Linked DNA regions of Homo sapiens: region 2 is linked to region 1. Evidence: read pairs that join two places in POLR2A ChIA-PET (ENCODE). Cell type or tissue: IMR-90. All regions are shown on one strand. Links, peaks and the distances in the headings refer to the core of each region. The heading gives the core; the rest is flanking DNA. Region 1 has its middle 34 kb from the start of ANKDD1A. Region 2 overlaps CSNK1G1 (casein kinase 1 gamma 1).

Region 1 (4,031 bases), core at 16-2,515:
TACTTAAGATTAGATTTGACTGTGACTGACAAGAGGCCATGGTGTCAGAAGAGTTCATCAGAGGCTAAACCTCAGCTCCGGGGGAGTTAGGCCAAGACAGCAGTGACACAAATTCATTTATCTTGCATGAATTAAGTCTGGTGGTAGAGGCCATCTCTATCATGGCACTCCATGGTCATCTGGGACCCAGCCTCCTTCCCTCTTACTGCTCTGCCATCTTACCCCTTGACTTTGATTTCTGGACCCATGAGGTGATACAGCTGCAGCCCCCGCATAAGTGTTCTCACCCTTGGGAAGCAAGAAGGGGTATAGGATGCACACTTTCCCTTTAGAGACACTTTCTGGAAGTTGTACTGCTGCCTCATTGCGAGGGTGGTCTTGCAGCTAGCTGCCTGGTGTTTTTTTTCCTGTTGACTGTGTGCCAGCTGAAAATCAAAAGTCTTATTACTAAAAAAGAAGGGAGGGAATGGAGCTAGAGCAGTGTTTTTCAAATGGGGATGATGTTGCCTTCAGAGGACATTTGTCAATGTCTGGAGATATTTTTGTCACAAATGGGGACATTGCTACTGGCATTTAGTGGGTGGAGGCCAGAGATGCTGTTGAACACCCTACAATGCACAAGACAGCCTCCCCGACAACATCTTGGGGGCTCCTCATCCAAAATATCAGTAGTGCTGAGGTTGAGAAACCCTGACCTAGGTGGACAACGTATAGTCTCTTTGCCACAACCAGGACGGGGTGTAGAGTGAGTGGACTAGTCACCGTAGATGTGCAAAGACACCTGTCCCTGGCAGACCATAATGTCAGGAGAGTTCAGCAGCAGCCCAGACCTAGGCTCTGGGGTTTTATCAGATTTGTCCCAGCTTAGTGGGGCTCTTGTCCTCAAAGAGGCTTTGTTTTGTTTGTGTCTTTTTGTTTTATTCATTTCTGTTTTAAAAACTATTTTTATTTTTTGTAGGAATAGGGTCTCACTATTTTGCTCAGGCTGGGCCCTTGTTTTATTCATTTCTTGATGTTGAATTCTGAAGCAGAGACCCAGGTTGGAGCCTCAAGGAAGAGGCTTAAGATAGAGGCGGGCTGAGCTCCGTGGCTCATGCCTGTAATCCCAGCACTTCAGGAGGCCGAGGCAGGAGGAGCACCTGAGGCCAGGAGTTTGAGACCAGCCTGGGCAATGTAGCAAGACCCTGTCACTACAAAATATTACAAAATAATTAGCCAGGTGCAGTGGCATGCACCTGTAGTTCTAGCTTCTCAGGACACTGAAGTGAGAGGATCCCTTGAGCCCATAAGTCCCAGGTTACAGTGGGCTATGATCATGCCAACGCATTCCAGCCTGGGCAACAAAGCGAGACTCTGTCTCAAAACAAACAAACATATATATATGCATTTCTTTGCCCACTAGCCACACCCCTGAGCTGCAGGTAGGGGAAAGAGTCCAATAGTCTTGGTAGCCAGGGCCAAGTTCTGATTCAGTCCCTCAGAGTGTGACCCAATCAGGACTTCTCCTCAGCCTCCTGGCCACAAGCCGGGGCTGGGTGGCCAAGGTGAGGCCCTTGTGGCCTTGAATCCGCAGAGATGCCAAGGCAGCCTTGCCAGCTTTGCCCAAATTGCTGGGCTGGCCTTTCTGTGCTTCCTCCCTCCCAACCAGCCTTCCAGCCTAGTCAGCTTTTCTGGGCCCCTCCCACCTCCATTTCCTTCCAGCCTGTGGCCTTGGGTCTGAAGGGAAGCAGCCCTGCCCCAGCTGTGGCCAGCGCCAGGCCATGCTGAGGCTGAGGCCTGTGGGTCCCCAGAGTGCCCAGGGTGTGGTGTGGGTGAGAGTGTGCTGGTCAGTGGGATGAGGAGAGTGCAAACAGCTCTGTCTCTGGGGAAGGCCAGGGGAGAAGAATAGATCCCAAGTCATTCTGAACATTTGGGGTGCCTGCTATGGGTGAGCAAAAGTCTCCTCAGACTAAACAGCCCTCTTCTTTTCTCTGTGAAAAGGTTCCCCTTGAGAGGAATTTGTCTCAAAATCACCCCTCAGGCTTGGGCCAAGGTCAGTCTCTACAGTGGATCTGGGAGGCAGGGTTCCATGAACTCAGGAAGTATCTTCCAATTTGTTTCTGGAGGGCCAGAGGGACCCCGGAGTTTTTCAGCATTTTGAAATATACAAGATATTCAACAAGACTAGGTGGCAGATGGGACCAGATATGTGGCACAGACCTTTCAGCTCTGTGAGCTTTGACAAGTCGCCTAACTTCTGCTCTTCAGTTACCTCATCAGTTAAACGAGGAGAATTGTGCCCACCTGAGAGCTTGGAGATTAAATAGGATCACGCATGCGTGGCACCTGGACGATGCCCACCCAGTACCCACGGGAGGCCCTCAGGAAGCAGTGGCTGTTACTATCATTGTATCATCACTCTGTCTCTCAGAAGAGCCTTTTCCTTTCTTTCTTTCTTTCTTTTTTTTTTTTTTGAGATGGAGTTTTGCTCTTGTTGCCCAGGCTGGAGCACAACGTTGCGATCTTGGCTCACTGCAACCTCGGCCTCCCAGGTTCAAGCGATTCTCCTACCTCAGCCTCCTGAGCAAGGAGAGCCTTTTTACTCTTTTTCAGAAAGTCCTCCCTACAGCCACCTCTTTCTGTAGCTCTGACCAAAGAAAGTCTAAGGTGAAGGGACCCCAGTAACCTACACTTTACAGGTGGAGAGGCAAGAGAAGGGACTTGCCCAAGGCCACCTGGGGTGCCTGTGGCAGGGCATCAACAAGCTCGGGTCACTGCAGCATTCTTCTCCCCACCCTCTTCCCATTCAGGAAAGAAGGCCAGTCCTGTCATTTGTGCTGTTGTCTCAGACACCAAAAGGCTGTTTTCCTTCTGTCCAGCTCAGCATCGATGCCTGGAATCAGGAAGCAGGGTGATGGAAAGTGTCCTGTCTGACGTCTTCCTGCGGAGGGGGGACGGCATCCTCACAGGCTGGGCTTCCTGAAATACAGCTGTGGCAGCAGCTTCAGGATTTGGCAGAACATTTAACATTATTATTATCATTATTTTTGAGACAGAGTCTCACTCTGTTGCCCAGGCTGGAGTGCAGTGGCGCAGTCTCGGCTCACTGCAACCTCCGCCTCCCGGGTTCAAGCGAGTCTCCTGCCTCAGGCTCCCAAGTAGCTGGGATTACAGGTGCGTGTCACCACGCCCGGCTAATTTTTGTGTTTTTAGTAGAGACTGGGTTTCGCCATGTTGACCAGGCTGGTCTTGAACCAGCGATCTACACACCTTGGCCTCCCAAAGTGCAGAGATTACAGGTGTGAGTAACTTCGCCCAACCAACAATTGGATACTTTTCAGTACTATTTGAATTATTATTATTTGCCATACACATAAGTTAAATCTATTAATAAAATAGTCAGGCCAGGCGCGGTGGCTCACGTCTGTAATCCACCTGACCTCAGGTGATCCACCCACCCTCGGCCTCCCAAAGTGCTGGGATTATAGGCGTGAGCCACTGTGCCTGGCCTAACATTATTTTTTAAAAGACCGAGTATTGGGAATAAGGTGAGGAGGGAGGAGAGATGGGGTAGATGAAAGGAAACAAACTTTTCCAGCAGAGAATAACTAGAGTTACTCTAGAAATGCTAAATAAAAAAATAGAGCATGAGTGTGTTATTTACAGTCAGGGAGAGGATTCACAGCAGTGAAAAATTATTCACTTTTTTTTTTTTTTTTTTTTTTTTTTTAGTTTCCTACACTACATGGATATAAAAATCATTCACTATTAACATAGTTACTTCTGGGTAGTGGTTCTGGAGGTAGGATAATTTAATTTTTAATTGGATACTTTTCTTTCTTCTTTTCTTTTTTCTTTGAGAAAAGGTATCTGTTGCCCAGGCTGGAGTGCAGTGCACCATCACTGCTCACTGCAGCCTCCACTTCCCAGGCTCAATCGATCCTCCCACCTTAGCCTCCTGAGTAGCTGGGACAATAGGCAAATGCCACCACATTCATCTAATTTATTGTATTTTTTGTAGAGATGGAGTCTCTATAAAAGTTGCCCAGGCT
Region 2 (16,896 bases), core at 6,386-8,885, 680 kb before region 1:
TAGAGATGAGCTCTCCCTTTGTTGCTCAGTCTTGTCCAATCCATCATGGTTTTTTTTGGGGGGGATGGAGCCTCATTCTGTCACCCAGGCTAGAGTATGCAGTGGCATGATCTCGGCTCACTGCAACTTCTGCCTCCCAGATTCAGGCAATCCTCCCACCTCAGCCTCCTGAGTAGCTAGGATTACAGGTATGCGCCACCGGGCCTGGCTAATTTTTTTTTTTTTGTATTTATAGTACAGATGGGGTTTCACCATGTTGGCCAGGCTAGTCTTGAACTCCTGACTTCAAGTGATCCACCTGCTTTGGCCTCCCAAAGTGCTGTGATTACAGGAGCTACCACGCCCAGCCTCAATCCATCATTTTAACCTATATGATCCTATGTGGTTTTCTATAGGGCCAAAACTGTCTTTCAAGCTGTGATTAAGATCTTTCCATGAATCACTCCTTGTAACAGCATATCCTAGATGATCAAGGCTACCAAGATGCATTTCTACATGTACAAACCTGTCTGCACCTTTATAAGAATTTATGTTTGACAGCTCTGAGTTCACTGTGTGTCCCAACTGATGGTGTCACTTACCAGTATGAGAACAATATTGAGGCTAAGATTATTAAAAACATTCACATGTAAGACAAGTTAAGAGATACCAGATGTTCTAGTACTAAACAGAAAAAAGAGATTCAGAATAGCCCAAATGAAATCAGAAATAATTTTCTTAAGATCACATTGATTCCAGGGAGAAAAAAGGAAACAGCCCAACTTCCTGGGTACCCACTCAGAAACAGATGACTTATACAAATTAACATTCTCAGCTTATGCGTTAAGGCACATATCATGGAATGAGCAACATATGCAGTCCTTTAGTCCTCTATTCAAAAAATACTTGTAAGTTTCAGGTCTTTACAATTCACAGACTTGACACTAACACAATCCTACCTTGATGTTATTTTTATGGTTTATCATGAATGCATCAAGGTGGTAGGACTAGGTTAACCAGAAATCAGTATCAGAAATCATATAGATGTTTCTTAGTCAATGACAACAGGAAGTAATCATTTTAACAAGCGACTCTTACCCAAGTCCACCTAGACAGAAAATCTACAGAGATATTCAATTAGCCCTTCCTGTAAGCTTCCTTTCTAAGGCTGCCGAAGGTTCAGAAGCAAGCCAACATTCCACCAGCCAAGCTGGAAAGGCCAGGAAAAGGCAATAAAGGCAGTAAATACCTGCACTGATCCCCCATGGCGGTCTGCAGCCAAGTGAGACGTTAGGTATGAGGTATTGGTCTGCCGGCTGGGCTGAATTTCCCACTCTCCTCGGCGCTCTGATGATACATTCTGCTTAGGCGTTAGAAAGCATGAGAGCAAGATATGGAAGGAAAGGTGAAGCAACAGCAAGCAATAACAAAATCAAGTACATTCGTGTCCCTGTAGGTTTTTCTTTCGGTTTTGGATTTTAAACTAACAACCACTGGAAAGCAGTGAGGAAAAGTAAGCTTGTCTACATTCATTTTAGCCTTAATGAGTCAATACATGAATCTATATCACACCCTCCTTACCCAGAACCAGAAAACCAATAACGACCAAAAGAGGAGGGAGGGGGAAAAAACACACAGTCAAAGCTGGGATCATCTTTTAGTTTCCATAGAGGTAAAATTTCAGTAGCCACTAAGCAGATCAAACTCAGAATGTTAAGATTGTTCGGAGTGGTGGCATACGCCTATAATCTCAGCACTTTGGGAGGCCAAGGTGGGCGGATCACGAGGTCTGGAGTTCGAGACCAGCCTGACCAACATGGTGAAAGCCTGTCTCTACTAAAATTACAAAAATGAGCTGGGCATGGTGGCGCACACCTGTGATCCCAGCTACTCGGGAGGCTGAAGCAGGAGAATTGCTTAAACCCAGGAGGTGGAGGTTGCAGTGAGCCAAGATCGCGCCACTGCACTCCAGCCTGCGCGACAGAGCAAGACTCCATCTCGAAAAAATAATAATAATAATAACAAAAAAAATAGCTACATCGTTTGCCTGGTTCTTCTAGCTAACAGCGTCTAGACTGAATTAGAAAAAGTTTACTTATTAATATGATACTATGAATTATTTTCTTCTGGAAAGCAAAAGGAGGGTCGACCTTCAACTAAAAACCTCTTTGGATTCTGCTTTCACCTTAGTATCATTCAGGCTCTCCTTCTTTACCTGCTTTTTACATCTGCTACTATTCTGATCTTGCTCATATGTGACTTTTGTCCAGAAGAATCTGTTTAGGTGCCTCTTCCCCTGTGCCAGATGGCTGAGTTGTTAACATCATAATGCTCAGCTGTAACAGTCCTAAGGCTCTACAAAAATGAAAAATGAGTAGTTGGAGAGGCAGCAATGAGGGATTAGTAAATCAAATTTTAATTGCTGCTGATATAAACAGCTGCAGGGGTTAGGATGTGATATTGCTGCTCTGCATGAAAACCAGAAAGGACTATAAATCTTACAAATGTTCACAGCTATAAAAGTTGTATTCTATAAAAAACGAAGGGCAAGGAAGTAATGGTTTGAGGGTCTATATTCACTCCCCATATTTCAGTATCTCATTGACAAGAGTTGCTTAAAGCTCACCCGTAAGTCACCAAAAAGGCATTTCTCGTAAAAATCAGAGCTTTGTACACCAGCTACAATTTACTTTTTTTTTTTTTTTTTTTTTGAGACGGAGTCTCGCTCTGTCGCCCAGGCTGGAGTGCAGTGGCGCATTCTCGGCTCACTGCAAGCTCCGCCTCCCAGGTTCACGCCACTCTTCTGCCTCAGCCTCCTGAGTAGTTGGGACTACAGGCGCGCAGCACCATGCCCGGCTAATTTTTTTTGTATTTTCAGTAGAGACAGGGTTTCACCGTGTTAGCCAGGATGGTCTCGATCTCCTGACCTCGTGATCCGCCTGCCTCAGCCTCCCAAAGTGCTGGGATTACAGGCGTGAGCCACCACGCCTGGCCAATTTACTCCTTTTTATTAATGGAATACGAAGTCATATGGACAAGAGTATTATAAAGGATCCTGTTCATATTTTCTCTGCTCTTCCTCAGAGAATAAACATATTCTATGAGAAGGCAGCTGTATGGACTTGCTCTATTACCTTATAAATGAGGGGTTTGATTTTATGCTGCTAGTTATGTTAGAGAGAATCAAAGCTACCCAAAATATTCCCCTACTACAATTATTTCTGCCAAAAGAGGTTCAAATGTTTCATTTTCCAAAATAAGACTGGTGTACAACATAATCATAAACTTATTTTTATTTTTTTGGTTGAGATAGAGTTTCACTCTTGTTGCCCAGGCTAAAGTGCAATGGCGCGATCTCCGCTCACCACAACCTCCGCCTCTCAGGTTCAAGCGATTCTCCTGCCTCAGCCTCCCAAGTAGCTGGGATTACAGGCATGTGCCACCATGCCTGGCTAATTTTGTATTTTTGGTAGAGACAGGGTTTCTCCAGGTTGGTCAGGCTGGTCTTGAACTCCCGACCTCAGGTGATCCACCCGCCTCGGCCTCCCAAAGTGCTGGAATTACAGGCGTGAGCCACCGTGCCGGCCATATTTTATAAACTTACTGACATTGTCTATATCCTCAGAGCACTTAGTCTCATTTATTCTGACTGCTGGAGATCTGAGAATAAACCTATTCTTGTAATATTAGAAGTAATATCTATAACTAAACCTATCAGTGATAGACTTTTTCAGTTCTCTAGAACTTTTTATTTTTTGTAATATTGAAATATAATATTTAAGCTCTTAAACTATTATACAGTACTGTCAGGTTTCTAAAAACTTAAGTGCTTAAAAAAATCCAGACAATGGTAAGCCATTTAATGTTGAGTTCTATAATACATACTAAATGCAATTACATCTCATGAATGCTCTCTGTTTTTGCATTTGTTTTTTTGTTTTGTTTTGTGTTTTTGAGATGGAGTCTTGCTCTGTCACCCAGGCTGGAGTGCAGTGGCACGATCTCGGCTCACTGCAAGCTCCGCCTCCCGAGTTCACGTCATTCTCCTGCCTCAGCCTCCCGAGTAGCTGGGACTACGGACGCGCGCCACCAGGTTGCTAATTTTTTTATATTTTTAGTAGAGACGCGGTTTCCCTGTGTTAGCTAGGATGGTCTCGATTTCCTGACCTCATGATCTGCCCGCCTCGGCCTCCCAAAGTGCTAAGATTATAGGTGTGAGCCACGGCACCCAGCCTGCATTTGTTTTTGAGGCAGATAAAATAGAAAATGGCTGGAAATGTATGTTCATGTATACTCATGGGCTTTTAAAGTTAAGAAAACCCTGGACAGCTGATCAACAATTATTTCCATTTTTACTGACTACACATAAGAACTCTGGTTTTATGCTATTGTCTGATTCACAGGGCTATGTGGTTCTTTATATTCATTCTAGTTCAATAAATAATTTGTTGAAAGATTTAAGATTTTTGTTTAAATGAAAATACCAAGACATTTTTCAAAGGCCTAAAAATCACATTCCATCTCCATTCTCAAAGCAATATGCTATTTATCTTTTAAAGATAAATAGAAAACTAATGTTAACACTCTAGATTGCTTCATAAATGCTTCCACTATGATGAAGGAAAAACACACTATACCATACTACTGCCCGCCAATGCCTTCTGTATCTGTTGAAAACATCAAAACTAAGTACAGATGTGAACCTAGGGGTTGCGGGTTTATTACTTTGGAAGCAAGTTTTCGGTAAGATGTTAAATTCTAGGGCTACTGTTTTCTGGAATTTAAGAGCTTGGACCGGTATCTAGAGGATAACATAGTAGAAAGGGCCATTTGCAGTTTTAGAAAGCAACAGAATGCCTAGGAAATAGATGAAACCAAAGAAAGCTGACAACTACAGCAGTCTGCTAGTGTAACTCTCCAAGAAAGGTATTCTAGGCAATACTGTGTACACAGGAGTTATGATTAGGCCTCATCAGCACAGTAGCTAGTTAGATTAAGCAAACTAGTGGAAGAGATCAGCATGTAAATCCTTCATTCTTAAAGATCACTCATGCATACACATCTAATTAAATGTCACTCAAGAGGTGCATGAGTAGAAAAGTCATTCAGCAAAGTCAATTTCTCTGCATTACTTGAAAAGCAGAGCTCCACATGGAGTGTGTAAGTCCCCCAAAGCAGGAGCAGGAATCTCAAGTAGTGGTAACTCCTTGGGGGAACGCTTTAAAATTTTCAGTCGTGATTGCATCACCTTCATGGAAATGATTGGTTTACTATGTAGTAGGTAAATCTTGAAACAAGAAAGTAGCAATCCAGCATAGCATAAATGAAAGGTAAAGGTAACAAAAATACTTGAGAAAACACAGAAGACTGTTGAAAAAGTGAAAACCCCCACCTATGCCCTATGGCAGGGGAAAAAAATCTCTCCCAGCATTCATTTGGCAGGGATTAATGTAAGAGTGACACTAACAAAGTGCCATAATCCCAGCACTTTGGGAGGCTGAGGGGGGCGGATCACCTAAGGTCAGGAATTCAAGACCAGCCTCGCCAACATGGTGAGACCCTGTCTCTACTAAAAATGCAAAAATTAGCCGGGAGTGGTGGCATATGCCTATAGTCCCAGCTACTTGGGAGGCTGAGAACCCAGGAGGCAGAGGTTGCAGTGAGCTGAGATTGTGCCACCACACTCCACCCTGAGTGACAGAGTGAGATCTGCCTAAAAAAAAAAAAAAAAAAAAAAAAAAAAAAAAATCACCAAATCCTATTCTTCATAAAAAACTCATTTTAAAAAATTATTTTTGATTACATATACAAACAACTTTATCTACTTCACTTTATGGCTCAAAAAATACCTTAAAAGCTGCCATTTATAAAGAAACATTTTGGCCTCTCATGTAAGTCTTCTCAGCCTCATTAACTGTCTTCAACTATAAACTAACAAGAATGAGACTGAATAGTACCAAAAGGTTAGCAAAGAGAATATACTGGATTACATTCTGGTTTTATCACACTTCCAATATTAAAATTTCTTTTTTTTCTTTTATGATATGGTGGGGGTAAGACGGAAGAAGAAAAGAATGGAACAGGAGCCAGCTGTGGTGGCTCACGCCTGTAATCCCAGCACTTTAGGAGGCCGAGGTGGGTGGATCACAAGGTCAGAAGATTGAGACCATCCTGGCCAACACGGTGAAACCCCGTCTCTACTAAAAATACAAAAAAAATTAGCCAGGCATGGTGGTGCACACCTGTAGTCCCAGCTACTCGGGAGGCTGAGGCAGGAGAATTGCTTGAACCTGGGAGGCGGAGGTTGCATGAGCCGAGATCGCGCCACTGCACTCCAGCCTGGGCAACAGAGTGAGACTCTGTCTCAAAAAAAAAAAAGTATATACTTGAACAAAACTAAAAACTTCCTTCTATTAAGCTCATGAAACATAACCAGTTTTCCCATGCCAGACAGGGGTTATGCCATGTAATCTGTCATTTGTGCAGAGATATCCTGTATTCTATAAACCTTATCAAATAGGAGGGAAGTTTAAAAATCACTGACAACAACCTGAAAAGGGGATTATTCCCAGGCTCAACACTATCCAGAGACGAGAGTATCAATTCTGTGACGCTTTTAGAAAAATCACGGAAACCACCCTAGAAGTCTGCAATTCTCTATTCAAACTCTGCCCTATCCTTACAATGGTGTAAGATACCTCCCTAGGAAATGTTGGTTTATCTAGATAGGATTACTTCAGAATCACCAAGTTTCCTCCTACAAGGAGCTGGGTTAGAACACAGGTGTCTGCTGAAATACAAAACACTTAACACATACAGAAAGAAAAAAACTTTTAATATGGAATACAGAATTAAGAGAAGAGGTGAGCCGCAGTGACTAGGTGATAGAACAGAAGACGCTAAGGAATCTATTTTCAGTTTTGCACTTGCTTGTTTCAAAGCTCCTCTCAGAGTAAAGGTCCCAGAAATGAGGAGGGGCAGACGTCTCCTGCACTGAGCTCTATGTGGAGCTGTGGCCATCCTGTGGCCAGGAGGAGTGTGCAATCTCTGTCTGTGCTCCTACTGGATGGCAGGCAGCATGTTAGGAAACTGCACGCAGGTCACAAGGAGGCAGATTATCTCTGCGCAAACTTAGCCCCTTCAACTAGCAAACCCTGAGCCTCGGTCAGAACTAAACAGTACTCTGTAAAAAGACAGAAACAAATAACTATATCAGCTTTTTTTTTTTTTAAGGTATTCATTTTATGAAGATAACTGACTACCTTGCCTATTTAGCAATGTGGCCTAATGTTTCCTTTAGAAAAATTATGCTCATAACAAGCTGTAGTCACTAAGCATAACAGCACAAAGCCACAATATATTTTTCTTTTTCTCTTCTTTTCTTTTCTTTTCTTTTTTTTTTTTTTTTTGAGACAGAGTTTTGCTCTTATTGCCCAGGCTGGAGTGCAGTGGTGCGATCTCGGCTCACTGCAAACTCTGACTCCTGGGTCAAGCGATTCTCCTACCTCAGCCTCCCAAGTAGCTGGGATTACAGGCATGAGCCACCATGCCCAGCTAATTTTGTATTTTTAGTAGAGACAGGGTTTCACCATGTTGGTCAGGCCGGTTTTGAACTCCTGGCCTCAGGTGATCCACCGCCTTAGCTTCCCAAAGTGCAGGTGTGAGCCACCGACCCCAGCCAGCCACAATATATTTTTCTAAGGCTTTATGTCCTTTAAATGTATTCCCTTACAGTCTAGATACAAACAAATCCAAAACACTCTTTTACTGGAGGCATATCTTCTTCAGACCTCACATGATTTGACTCTTAAATTCTGCGTTTATTTTTCCGTGTATTATAAGGTATTGAGTTAGTTTAAATATGGTTCTTTTGGAAGGATGAGAGATTACCTTTACTGATCTTTGATTCATATTTTCCTAGTCAAATTGGAGAATTTGCAAGGGAACAGTCCACCTAGTACAAAATTACAAAGAATAAATTCTTTCCCTTAAACATATGCTACGCATCTCTTTTCACATGGCGAATGAAAACAAAACAAAACAAAACACCTATGCTACACATACAAAAACACAAAAAAGAGTAAGTGACATTTTGGGGTAGGATACCATGTCTGTTACCATTTAAAAGCTTTTAATAGTCAATATGACTCTCTCCACTGTCAAAATGGGATCTGTTCCTCTAACCTGCTAGTTACTAAGTAGCCCTTCTTTTTCACATACCCACAACAAAACCCACCATAATAAAAGAGGTCAGCCAGAGAAAAAGGAGACGCTATCATAACTCCTGAACCATTGCGGTGTAATGTTTATGTAGCATTTACGTAAGGATTGTCACAAGCTTGGATTTAAAGTACTGAAAGGGCAGGAAGAGTGCTGCTGCATGCACATAGTAGTCAATGCAACAGTCTACATTTACTGTGTTGAACAAGCACACTGAATAAAACCTATGACAGTACAATATGTTGTACTCTAATATCAGATCTGTGGATACCGGCAGGACTTACTTCCTGATTGAATTTGATCAGATAATGCAAAGGACGTTTTGCCAGGTAGAAGCAAGCAGGCAGAACTATTAAGGTTTTCATCCCCTTTCTGCCGGATTGTAATACGCAGTTCTTTAGAGAGGAATCAGACCCATGGCAAGATTTACAACTTTTGGTACTGGGAAAGGACAAACACGAAGTATAAAATGATGGAAAGACTAACTCAACTGGGATCTTTCTGAATGGATCTAGCTTTTAGGAACGTTTATTCTATCCAAATTCATAGTTTAATTATAGTTCTCTAGTTAGGTAAAATTTATGTTCAAAAAAATTGTGCTTGGCCAGGCATGGTAGCTCACACTTGTAATCCCCGTTACTTGGGAGGCTGAGGCAGAAGGATCACTTGAGCCCAGGAGTTTGAGACCAGGAGGCCCTGTCTCTACAAAAAATAAATAAACATTAGTCAGGTGTGGTGGCTCACGCCCATAGTCCCAGCTGTTTGGGAGGCTGGGGTGGGAGGATTGCTTGAGCCCAGGAGGTCAAGGTTGCTGTGAGCTGTGATCACGCCACTACACTCTATCCTGAGAGGTGGAGTGAGATCCCATCTCTATTAAAAAAAAAGAAGTGCTTGGAATAAAGATAGTTTTAAAAGGCAGATCCAATATATGTGAGTTTAAATGCAGTCCTTTAGGAACCATATTTGGGATTTATTATTGTATATAGATAAACCAAACAGTACTCAATTCAATATACCTAAAATCTAAACAAGCAAAGCAAAATTTTCCCAGAATACAAGGAAAATAGGATTCTTGTTGTGATGGAAAAGAACTAATAAGATCACCTGAACTTTTTTTTTTTTTTGAGACGGGTTTCACTTTTGTCCCCCAGGCTGGAGTGCAATGGCACGATCTCGGCTCACCACAAACTCTGCCTCCCGGGTTCAAGTGATTCTTCTGCCTTAGCCTCCCAAGTAGCTGGGATTACAGGCGGGCACCACCATGCCGGGCTAATTTTGTATTTTTTAGTAGAGATGGGGTTTCTCCATGTTGGTCAGGCTGGTCTCGAACTCTCGACCTCAGGTGATCCGCCCGCCTCGGCCTCCCAAAGTGTTGAGATTACAGGCGGGAGCCACCATGCCCAGCAATCACCTGAACTTTCTTTGCTGCAAAAGACTGCTCTGTGTGTGTTTTTTTTTTTTAAACACCCCTCCCCTTGAGCAGACAATCCAGCCCTACTCTAGCTGCCAAACAGAGGCAAAATGGCTCTTTGTGGAAACAAAAACGAGTAGGAAGAAAAGCTTAAAATTTATTTTTCAATAAAGGTTAAATAAAAATCTATGCTATAAAAAAATATCTATTTACATCTGCACCCTTCATTTGGCAGATTCATTCATTCACTCATTCATTCAAACAAGTATGCATCAAGTGCCCACTATTCTAAACATTGGTTTGGGTGTTAGGGTTAATTAAAGCAGTGAACAAAACAACAAAAACCTCTGCTCTTACAAGGCTCCAATTTGAGAATGCTGACACCCTAAATAGGTTAAATGTCCTATGGCCAAAGTTTTGGGATAAGATAAAACCAAGGTCTGAGCTCTTCTTTCTCCTTCTACTGTAAGTATGAGACTAAACAGTTTGTTGAGCCCTAGGCTCAGATTTCCCAGAATAAGGAGACTCTTTAGGCATTATCATCAATGTCATCTCTATGCCTTGACTCCCAAATATCTCTCTAGTTGTCTCTGGAGAACCATCCTCTGCCTGCTAGACCTCTTCAGGTGGAATACATTGCTAGTATTTCAAACTCAAGATGCCTAAATTCAAATTCCAAACAAGTTCCTCCCCCAACTTTGCCATCTCTAGTAATAGTACCACATGCCTCCTAATTATCCAGGCTCAAGATCTCTGCAACAGCTTTGACTCTTCCTTCTCCCTTAATCCTGACATTCATGTGGGCTGCCAATTCTGGTAGATTATATCACTGTAGCATTGTTCAATTCTGTTTCATTTGCCCTACTATAACCCATCTAGACTCCCTCTACATCTCAAGGGAATTCACTGCCTGCTTAATGATTTCCATGTTTGCTGCCAGACTAGTACCACATTCTGTGCCAAAAGATTTCAAAAGCAGAGTTTTAATCATATCACTCCTTTGCTTAAAAATCTTTAGTCCCTATTCCTACTTAAAATAAGCACCAACTCGCCAGCCCAGCATTCCAGGAGCTTCACCAAATGGTTTCAACCTACTTTCCTAGCCTTGTCTCCTAGGACTCCTTTACTCGCATCATATATTTTAGAAAACTGAACTAGATAAAACATTTGTTGTTGATCATATATTCTTCTGCTTGGAATGCCTCTTCCATCTCATTTAATTCTGCTAAAAGCATGTCAAATGCAGCTTCTCTCATCAAATTATTTGTCTTGCTCAGACTAGATGAAATTTCTTCTTCCAAACCCAGATGATAATAATTTGCAACTTGGGATGCTTATCTGTTCTGCCTTGTGTTATAGTTATCTGTCCATTTGGCTTATCTACTTGTCAGCTCTTTGAGGACAAGGACTCCCTACTTGGTATCCACAGGATATACTTTTTTTTTTTTTTTTTTTTTTTTGAAACAAAGTCTCTGCTGCCCCGGCTGGAGTGCAGTGGCACAGTCTCATGTGCACTGGCTCACTGCACAACCTCCGCCTCCCAGGTTCAAGCAATTCTCCTGCCTCAGCCTCCCAAGTAACTGAGATTACAGGCGCCCACCACCACACCCAGCTAATTTTTGTATTTTTAGTAGAGATGGGGTTTCACCATGTTGGCCAGGCTGGTCTCGAACTCCTGGCCTCAAGTTATCCACCCGCCTCAGCCTTCCAAAGTGCTGGGATTACACGTGTGAGCCACCTTCCCTGGCCCACAGGATACAGTTTCACATAGCAGGTCCTCAGCTCAGATTTACTGAGTCAAAGTTGCTGATGAAAGGTTAGCTGTTCCTAAAGTCAATACCTGTCAATCTCGCTCAAGGAGAAACTGTATTTTTCTTTTGCTAATTTCAAAACTTGAAAGGAATTAGTCTAGAAAATCATCTTGTTTTCAATTCTTAGAGTAATAAGAGAGAGATTTGGCTGCAAATTTTCTTAAAAAAAAAAAAAGGGCATAAGAAAACAATCCTAAAGATAGAAGAAATGTAATATTAACATAGACCAAAGGTTGAACAGACACTAGAAATCCATTACCCAGAGTGCATAGTGCAGAAAGAATTTTACCCAGCAAGGATTCAGAATCCTGGTGGGAAGGCGTTATAACATTTACATCAACGTGAAGGAATTCCAATCTCTTAGCAGCCACAGGATACTAAAAACTCTAAAATTAAAAAAATAGGGCCAGGCATAGTGGCTCCCAGCATTTTGGGAGGCAGAGGTGGGCAGATTGCTTGAACCCAGGAATTTGAGAACAGCCTGAGAAACACAGTGAAACTGTCTCTACAGAAAATACGAAAAAAAAAAAAAAATTAGCTGGGCGTGGTGGCGTGTGCCTGTAGTCCCAGCTACTCAGGAGGCTAAGGTGGAAGGATCACTTTAGCCCAGGAAGTTGAGGCTGCAGTGAGCTGTGATTGTGCCACTGTGCTCCAGCCTGGGCAACAGAGTGAAATCTTTTCTCAAAAAAAAAAAAAAAAAAAAAAGAAAAAGAAAAGAAAAAGAGAAAAAAATATATATCAAAGAGAGATATTCAAGATTCAACTTTTCAAAAATAAGCATAGTAGTTAAATACAGATGAGATTTTCCTAAATAATTATATACTGTGGTCAGAGACTTTTCATTTAAAAGTACATTGAAATTCACTACTCAGTTTTTACCCTGACAACCGAAGTTTTCAATCATCTCTTTTCCTCATACTTTAAAAATCCATGCAAAACCACAGCATTGGTTATAAATTCACTGAAGCAGGAAAGTAAAGGAAACACATATTTTAAGATAGTCTAGGACGGGCGCGGTGGCTCATGCCTGTAATCCCAGCATTTTGGGAGGCCGAGGCGGGCGGATTGCCTGAGCTCAGGAGTTCGCAACCAGCCTGGGAGACAGTGAAACCCTGTCTCTACTAAAATACAAAACATTATGCAGGTGTGGTGGCGTGCGCCTGCAGTCCCAGCTACTCGGGAGGCTGAGGCAGGAGAGTTGCTCGAACCCGGGAGGTGGAGGTTGCAGTGACGCGAGATCGCGCCACTGCACACCACCCTGGGCGACAGAGCAAGACTCCATCTCAAAATAAATAAATAAATAAAATTTTAAAAAAAATTCTATCACATTCTAAGAGAATGGAGGTAAAAAAGAATTTTAAAAAATAAAAAATATTCTAAAAAATAGGCACAAGGTGCCGGGCATGGTGGTTCATGCCTGTAATTGCAGCACTTTGTGAGGCTGAGGCAGGTGGATCACCTGAGGTTAGGAGTTCCAGACTAGCCTGGCCAACATGGTGAAACCCCATCTCCACTAAACATACAAAAATTAGCCCGGTGTGGTGGCAGGCACCTGTAATCCCAGCTTCTCAGGAAGCTGAGGCAGAAGAATCGCTTGAACTCAGGAGGCGGAGGTTGCAGTGAGCCAAGATCATGCTCCAGCCTTGGTGATAAGAGCTAAACTCTGTCTCAAAAAAAAAAAGAGACACAAGGATATATGTTGACTGTGATATGACACTACTTATCTATTTTTTCTTTACATACATTTTCTACTTAAATGCATTTTTGTTTTTTGAGATGGAGTTTCTCTCTTGTTGCCCAGGCTGGAGTGCAGTGGTGCCCAGGCTGGGGTGTAATGGTACCATCTCGTCTCACTGCAACCTCCACCTCCCAGGTTCAAGTGACTCTCCTGCCTCAGCCTCCTGAGTAGCCGGGATTTGAGGCATGTGCCACCACACCCAGCTAATTTTTATATTTTTAGTAGAGACAGGGTTTCACCATGTTGGCCAGGCTGGTCTCGAACTCCTGACCTCAGGTGATCGACCCGCCTCGGCCTCCCAAAGTGCTGGGATTACAGGCGTGAGCCACTGCGCCTGGCCGCATTATAGAGTAATAAAACTTCATTTAAAATATTTTAGAATATATTACTACACTTCCAACCCTATTTCTGTTAATAATTTTGATCTCCTTCCATTGATTCTGCTTATTTCCCCATCCCGTCCAGCTCACTTTACTATAACCCAGTTTATTCAATAAAGGATGTGAAGTAGATTTATAACCATGCCTTTATAGGTGGATAGGCAGATCATTTCTATATCTCTGCTACCAATGACAATGCAACAGTTTTATGCACATAACCTATACTTTGAGTGGTTTTATTGATTGATTTCAAGAAGTAAGGTATTTCATCAGAGAAGAAAATAACTTGATCAAATTGCTTTCTAGCCAGGCACAGTGGCTCACGCCTGTAATCCCAGTACTTTGGGAGGCCGAGGCAGGTGGATGACCTGAAGTCAGGAGTTCGAGACCAGCCTGGCCAACATGGCGAAACCTCATCTCTAATAAAAATACAAAAATTAGCCAGGTATGGTGGTATGTGCCTGTAATCCCAGCTACTTGGGAGGCTGAGACAGGAGAATTGCTTGAATCTGGGAGACAGAGGTTGAGGTAATCTGAGATTGCACCACTGCACTCTAGCCTGGGTGACAGAGCAAGACACTGTCTCAAAAAAAAAAAAAAAAAAAGAAAGAAAAAGAAAAGAAAAAAGAAATTGCTTTCTAGAGAATTTGTACAATTCGTAAAATCAACAGCAATATGTCAGTTTAACTGTGCCCTCACCTGCACTAGCTATTAGCTTTTAAAAAGGGAGGGATGGGAGAGAACTGCAGAAGTCAACAGTCTTTTGTTGTCAAACCAGAAGTCAGTCAAATTATAAATCTTAAACAACGACTTTAAAGGATGTGACTATGGACCCAATTAGTGCCCAGAGTTTGCTTAACCCTTTCTTTTTTGCCCACCTATTTTCTCGTTTATATGTACTCTCTAGTAAATGGCTTTCCTCCTTTTACATACTTTTTTCTTACCCACCAAACCACATATTTTGCCAAGAGTATATACTTACTGGTGAGAAAATATATTTGTGGGTGTACTCCATTGGACATGTGTGTGTGTGTGTGTGTGTGTGTGTGTGTGTGTGTGTGTGTGTTTATATACTATTCTTAACCTATATACTTGCACATGTGCATCTATGAAATAAATGTTTTTGTATTTTCTTGTAAAAATGTTAATACAAGAAAGTGAAATCATAAGGAGAGGAAATAAGCTAATTTGATATGTGATAATTATTTTAAAAATATGTAATCTGTTTATTATGCTTTGCTTATTTACCTACTGTGGTCTCTGTTTTTCTCTTAGCAATATATTTAATATAAAGATAAAAATCCTATGTCATATTTACTTCCCAAATACATAAGCCCTTTTTAAAAATGTCAAACTTGTTGATTTTTTGGTGTGTGTTTGCCTTATCTGTCTTTAGGCTGAGAGATGTCCCTCACTGAGACCACTAGTTTTCCAAACAACGAACAATGAAGGACAGATGACATCGCCTAAGCTGAGTCTTCACTGCAGGTCCATCTCAAATCTTGACCAGCTCTATAATTTGCCCGGGTAGAAGAACAAGGGGTGGTGTGGAGGTTCCATTTCATGCCCAAGTCAGTTGGAAGTCCAAAGTACCTACCATTCTTAACCAGCAAGGAAAAACCAGAACTGGCAAGAGCTCTAGACCAGACTACAGATGAGACCCAAAGTGGGCTACCTGGTACATCCTGTCTGTGCGACAGGTCTTTTTTTTTTTAAACTGCTCCTTGGCGAGTAGGGCTACTCCACAGGCACTGTGCCCAGAGTAGCCTCCAACAGGTCTTTTGGTCCTATGGTAGATGCCTCTGATCCTAACTTATAGCTAGTTCCCCCCAACAGCCAACAGACTCTGACAGGCCCACACACTTTTTTTTTTTTTTTTTTAAGACAGGGTCTCACTCTATCACTCAGGCTGGAGTGCAAATGCGGAAGCAATCTTGGCTCTCTGCTGCCTTGACTTCCCGGGCTCAGGTGATTCTCCCACCTCAGCCTCCAAAGTAGCTGGGACTATAGGCACGTGCCACCATGCCCAACTAATTTTTTGTATTTTATGTAGAGACAGGGTTTCACCATCTTGCCCAGGCTGGTCTTGAACTCCTGGCTCAAGTGATCTACCTGCCTTGGCCTCCCAAAGTGCTTGGATTACAGGCATGAGCCACTGCACTTGGCCAGGCTGACTCTTTAGACTGGATGCTTCATATAGGGCACCTGGCCACATCTCAGTGCAACTATACATGCCCTGAGGGTTGCTTGAAAGTCATACCACACCTGTAAGAAATGGCAAGCATTTGATCTTTATTTTCAGTACATACACTAAAGCGGAGAAGCTGAAGAATTTGGGTTTTAATATTAGCCAAGAAGAAGGGTAGTGTCTGAAAGAATGGAGGATCAACACATACCTGATTTCGAAGAGGCTGCTGTTGTGATGGCCGATCCCTATGTGTGTGGCTTTCTCGAGTTATTGCAGATGCACCAGAATCTACGTGAACTGACCCTACTGGAGTAGGCTAGAAAAATGAAACAAAAAGTCAAATGGGGGAAACAGGTCCAACTTGATGCATATGCAAAGGACAGAATGATTCTAATTCTAATAGAGTAGTAGTAATTATTTTCAGCTACCAAGAGCACTTTCAAGTTGTCTTGTCTTCTCAGTTTGCTCATCTGCAAAAGGGAGGCAGCCTGGTCCTTAATAGTTCATTGGAGAGTAGCTTACCTTCGAAAACAAAAAACCAGGGCCGGGCGCGGTGGCTCGTGCCTGTAATCTCAGCACTTTGGGAGGCCGAGGTGAGTGGATCACCTGAGGTCAGGAGTTCGAGACCAGACTGAGCAACATGGAGAAATCCCATCTCTACTAAAAATACAAAATTAGTCAGGTGTGGCAGCGCGTGCCTGTGATCCCAGCTACTCGGGATGCTGAGGCAGGAGAATCGCTTGAACCTGGGAGGCGGAGGTTGCGGTGAGCTGAGTTCACACCATTGCACTCCAGCCTGGGCAACAAGAGTGAAACTCCGTAAAAAAAAAAAAAAAAAAAAAAAAAATTTCCTCCACTGATATCTGTTTGGCCCTGTGAACCCCTGACCAGAACAACAAATTCAAAAGCTTCCTATGATGCTGGGTTCCACTGCTACAAAGGTCAAGTACATTAACAGCGTATGTGGCATCAACTTCTGAATCATGGGGCCAGGTGTGGTGGCTCACGCCTGTAATCCCAGCACTTTCGGAGGCCAAGGAGGGCAGATCACCTCAGGTCAGGAGTTTGAGATCAGCCTGGCCAACATGGCAAAACCCCGTCTCTGCTAAAAATATAAAAATTAGCCGGGCGTGGTGGTGTGTGCCTACAATCCTAGCTACTTGGGAGGC

Evidence for each region. ChIA-PET counts read pairs that join two places held together with the same protein. Peaks named below come from ENCODE experiments on the same cell type or tissue, not always from the same donor. Only the 100,000 strongest peaks of a DNase experiment are listed, where the experiment ranks them.
Region 2: POLR2A ChIA-PET joins it to region 1 with 11 read pairs; 2 of 35 experiments call an interaction of 5 or more read pairs at or near these places.

Annotation. Positions count from the first base shown.
Region 1 is chr15:64,876,004-64,880,034 of GRCh38, forward strand. No RefSeq gene overlaps it. Among named protein-coding and RNA genes, the nearest start is that of ANKDD1A, 34 kb to the right of the region's middle. In IMR-90, for the core only: no CTCF peak of the experiment used is centred there; no DNase peak of the experiment used is centred there; H3K27ac peaks cover 195 bases.
Region 2 is chr15:64,187,147-64,204,042 of GRCh38, forward strand. CSNK1G1 (casein kinase 1 gamma 1) reads right to left here. Exons shown (of 12, transcript NM_022048.5): 10 at 15,936-16,043. Among named protein-coding and RNA genes, the nearest start is that of PPIB, 33 kb to the left of the region's middle. In IMR-90, for the core only: no CTCF peak of the experiment used is centred there; no DNase peak of the experiment used is centred there.